Linked DNA regions of Homo sapiens: region 2 is linked to region 1. Evidence: read pairs that join two places in POLR2A ChIA-PET (ENCODE). Cell type or tissue: endothelial cell of umbilical vein. All regions are shown on one strand.

Evidence for each region. ChIA-PET counts read pairs that join two places held together with the same protein. Peaks named below come from ENCODE experiments on the same cell type or tissue, not always from the same donor. Only the 100,000 strongest peaks of a DNase experiment are listed, where the experiment ranks them.
Region 2: POLR2A ChIA-PET joins it to region 1 with 13 read pairs; 3 of 35 experiments call an interaction of 5 or more read pairs at or near these places.

What each region holds. Positions count from the first base shown.
Region 1 is chr12:96,218,816-96,221,315 of GRCh38, forward strand. The region is part of intron 1 of ELK3 (ETS transcription factor ELK3); the gene reads left to right. Among named protein-coding and RNA genes, the nearest start is that of ELK3, 26 kb to the left of the region's middle. In endothelial cell of umbilical vein, no CTCF peak of the experiment used is centred here; a DNase peak (open chromatin) is centred at 1,106; H3K27ac peaks cover 2,500 bases.
Region 2 is chr12:96,444,638-96,447,137 of GRCh38, forward strand. No RefSeq gene overlaps it. Among named protein-coding and RNA genes, the nearest start is that of CFAP54, 44 kb to the right of the region's middle. In endothelial cell of umbilical vein, no CTCF peak of the experiment used is centred here; a DNase peak (open chromatin) is centred at 1,414; H3K27ac peaks cover 2,229 bases.

The DNA.
Region 1 (2,500 bases):
TTTTTTGTATTTTTAGTAGAGACAGGGTTTCACTGTGTTAGCCGGGATGGTCTCGATCTCCTGACCTTGTGATCCGCCCGCCTCGGCCTCGCAAAGTGCTGGGATTACAGGCGTGAGCCACCGCGCCCGGCCAAGATAAGCATTTTCTCATTAGATAAAGGGAATTTTAAAAAAAAGATTTCTAGCATGCCTTTTATGTGTTCTACATTTTTGAAGCTCAGAGTGGTGGGAAATCAGCTAAGTAAAGTTAGGCAGATGAAACATTTTAACTTAGAGCAGGCCTCCATGTGCATAATAATCTATCAAACATAAATCTCAAGTACCACCACTTTTTCAATTGTTGATTTAATAAAAGCCACAGTGTACTGTCTGAATTACTCACATTCCTTAAAGTGGCATCCAGATAAATGGGCTTTATTGTACCTGCCTGTTAAGACATTGGACTTCATTAAGGATTCTAGGTATCAAGGAATTAATTTAGAAAAAAAAATCGTTTAAATTTTTTTTCCGGTGAGAGAGATACTCATATAGATGAGTTTACGAAAATCTGTAGTGTTAGCGGTTATTGGAAGGGCGTACCTCCCAGCATGATGGTACAAAGTCTGTGTTTTCCAACACCCCAGAGGGCAAAATTTCCAACTGGCAGAGGCGCAGTGGAATGTACAGTGTGATTGTATGTGAAAATAGTTGTGTAAATTATGAAACTTGATCTCATAGTTAAACTACGTCGAGTGGAACGAAAACAATATGGAGAGCGCTGTGGCAGCTGGTGGCCCACTGCCCACCTGTCCCCCTACCCAAACCTCTGCCACAGACAACCACGCATTTTCATCATGCAGATGGCTCTGGCCAGAGAGGATGGTGGGTCCCAGAGCTGCCTGGGGGCTCCACGATACCCCAGAGTGACTTCTGAGCGTAGACAGGAGTGACTGATCTTTGTAGATGCAATGATAAGCTCACAGGAAAGTAGTTTTTCGACTTAGCTCTGAGTAATGTCTGGCTGCGATTTCCACCGGGAAGGCTACATGACTGCCCAGTCATCGAAACTGGTGGATCCACCAGGTTGAAGGAGTGGCTCAAGAGAGCGCGAGAAGAGGAGAACGAGGCCCTCAGCACGGGGCGAGGCTGGGCATGCCTCAGACAGGAGAGGCTGGAGCCCTTAGTCACCTCCGCCGGAGCAGTGTTGCGCATAGCAACCCCTCTGAGTAATCCTCTGATGATCCCCTGTGCCTGCAGCTGCCACCCAAGCTCTGCAGCTTGGTTGAACTGTGGGGGCATTTCTGTGATTCCTAGTGAACAGCTCTTGCCTTCTCTAGGCGAGTTCCTTTATTCCAGAAATCTGGGAGGCCCTGAAGCAGTAGGTCCCCATCCCCACCACTGCTCCTCTGCCTGTTCCCTTTCTACTCTTTCACCTGTCCTTTTTGTCCTTTTTCTTTCTTTCTCTCCTTCTACCTTTGCCTGAGGTTATGGCCATAGCACCCATGGCTGCCACTTAGCCCATGTGTGGCCTCTGAGTAAAAATGTGATCAGCCGATCCCTCCACACCTAGTAGCATACTTTTTCGTGATTTTTTTTTTTTTTTTTTTTTTGAGATGGAGTTTCGCTCTTGTTGTCCAGGCTGGAGTGCAGTGGCGCGATCTTGGCTTACTGCAACCTCTGCCTCCTGGGTTCAAGCTATTCTCCTGCCTCAGCCTCCCAAGTAGCTGTGATTATAAGCGCGGGCCACCACGCCCAGCTGGTTTTTTGTATTTTTAGTAGAGATGGGATTTCATCATGTTGGCCAGGCTGGTCTTGAACTCCTCCTGACCTCAGGTAATCCACCTGCCTCAGCCTCCCAAAGTGCTGGGATTACAGGCGTGAGCCACCACAGCCGGCCTTTCTCATGATTTTGAACACAAGCTCTAGAGCATAAAGATAACAGCACCCCAGCAAAGGGAGAATTTTTTTTTTAAACAAAGACATCATGTATTTTAATAGTCAGCTTTTGCTGCAGTGGTGCTGTGTAACCAGTTGCCCCAAGATCACTGGCTTACAGTGGCATTTATTTTTCTCACAAGTCAGTGTCACGGATGCTGCTTCAGATGATGGGCGGGTGGGGCTTGGCTTCGGACTTTGGGTTGAGTTCAGGTCACCTCCATGTGTCTCATTCTGGGGCAGCAGCTTCCTGGCAGCATAGCACAGGAGGAAAAGTGCCAACTTATGATGCCTCCAAGACCCCAACTCGGCAATGGGATGCTGTCACTTTCCCGTGTCAGTCTCCTGGCCAAATGCAATCACATGGCAAAGCCCCAATGTCAGCACTCCTCCCACAGCCACTCCAGTGCAGGGCTACACAGTCACCTAAGGAGAGGGCAGTTGAGAACATTTAACAAGTCTGCCATATGGGTTCTCATAAGTCATGCCCAGAACATGGTCTCTGACACATGGGGTTGGATTGCAATGAAAAGTGATTCTGTGATGCACAAGAAGCTCCGAGGAGGCCAGGCAGGTGGAAATGCTA
Region 2 (2,500 bases), 230 kb after region 1:
AAGCAACTGAAACTGGACTTGAATTACAAACAAAAACAGAAATGGTGAGGACATTTAGGATGATAGCCCGGCCTAAGCCCAAGCTCCAAAAACTTGGAACACTATGTATGGACTCTTTTAAAAAAAACTTCGCCGGGTGCAGTGGCTCACACCTGCAATCCCAGCACTTTGGGAGGCCGAGGCAGGCGGATCACCTGAGCTCAGGAGTTCGAGACCAGCCTGGCCAACATGGGGAAAACCCATCTCTACTAAAAATACAAAAATTAGCTAGGTGTGGTGGGGCATGCCTGTTAATTCCAGCTACTTGGGAGGCTGAGGCAGGAGAATTGCTTGAATCCAGGAGGTGAAGGTTGCAGTGAGCTGAGATAGTGCCACTGTACTCCAGCCTGGGTGATAAGAGCAAAACTCTGTCTCAAAAAAAAATAGTGGGATAGTTTGAAATAAGTCTAGAAAGGTAGGTAGGCAATAGATAGTATAAGGCTTTCAAATTATTTGTAAAGAAACTAGAATTTTATACTAAATCAAGGAGAAGTCATTAAAATTTTTAAATAGAATGGTCATATGCCCTATTAAGAATATTTGGGGCTGGACATGGCATGGTGGCTTACGCCTGTAATCTCAGCACTTTGGGAGTCCAAGGTGGGCAGATCGCTTGAGTCCAGGAGTTTCAGACCAGCCTGGGCAACATGGTGAAACCCTGTCTCTACAAAAAAAATACAAAAAAAAAAAAAAAAATAGCCGGGTGTGGTGGTGCACACCTTTAGTCCCAGCTACTCGGGACGCTGAGTTGGGTGGACTGCCTGAGCTCAGGAAATTGAAGCTGCAGCGAGTGGAGATTGTACCACTGTACTCCAGCCTGGGCGACAGAGCCATACCCTGTCTCTAAAAGGAAAGAAAGAAAAAAGGAATATTTGGGATACAGATTCTAACAAAATGTCTTTAAAACACTCCTACCTACCACTTGACTAAATCAGAAGACATTTTTCCCATGGAAATGTCTGTGGTGAGCAGACCAAAGCCTGAAGGAACTAATTTCCCTGGAGACAGATCTTGTGTATTTCTGGAGCTTGATAGATTACCAGGGAGCTGTTTATAAATAATAGATTTTCATTCTAGGCTCTCTATATCTTACGCAGCATAAGCAGTTGAAATTCTAGTTAGCTAAGGGATTCTTAAAGGGAAAGCTCTGAAGTCTGAAGCTAGATTAGGTCAGTAGAAAACCATGAATCACTAGCCACTGAATGGAAGGTGGAGCCTTTATCAGCAGCATCTCAGAATCAAACCCCAGCACCATAACATCACATCCTCTTCGTTCTGCTATCAGTCAGATGCAACAGGAAACTGACGAAGGTACTAGGCAGTTTCCTTTCTGCTCTGACCTGACTAGTTTCCTCTGCAGCTTGCTCCAAGCTTATTGTAAAGGAAAATAATGAAATGCCAGTCAATTTCCTCCAGTTGGATTAAGCCTAGGACAAGGAAGGAAAAACAAATTTCTAAGATTAGTCAGTTTCCCCTTGCAACTATGAAGTTGGTTCAGGGCCTCCGGCTGACCCTTCTCTCAGTATTTCCCTCTCAGAGCTCAGCTTTACATCATAGGCAAGATAAAGACTTGGCAAAGTGAACAACACATATTGTGTAATTCTTATAGGAAATCTTGGGTTCATTCATGGGAAAACCATCTATACAGAAGATTGTGTTTGATAAGCATTGAAGTCTCCTTTGACGTCTAGCAAATTCATTAATTCAAGAGAGTAAAAAACAAAAACAAACCAAAAAACCTACTGATAATAGTAATTGGTATACCCAAGCAGCCAGGTTATTTTGCTCCTTTCTCAGTATGACTAACAAGGAGCTGTTTCCATGGAGAACATTTATACAAAATTAACAAGGGAATCAAGTTAGTTTAGTGAAAGAGACAGGGTTGGACTACTTCGAAGAAGTAGTTATGTCTGTGGTAACCTGGATTTTGCTGGGTATTAGAGATGCTATGGCCTGCTGAAAAATATAACTAAGAGTCTGGCATCTGAGGAATCTGACTGGCTTACTTTGTAAAAGTAATTAAACTTAACAGTGGAAGTTGCCACTTAAAATATCTTCTCAGTGAACTTAGTAATGTGGAGTAACAATACTGTATTGAAATCCACATTGAATGAGAGTTACTAATTTAGCAGATGGATGATTCTTCTTTATCACCTTCTACTTCCTGTTTCTTCTAATTTACTTACTTTTAATTTTCCCTAGTAAATTTCTGTATCTTCTGTACTTCATAGCTGTTATTAAAATAATATTCCATCAATCTTCCTTTCATACATTTGTGTGATTTTTATTTTTATGTATTTTTTTTTGAGACAGTGTCTCACTGTGTTGCCCAGGCTGGAGTGCAGTGGCGTGATCTCAGCTCACTGCAACCGCTGCCTCCCGGGTTCAAGCAATTCTCCTGCCTCAGCCTCCTGAGTAGCTGGGATTAGAGGCACGTACCACTATGCCCGGCTAATTTTTG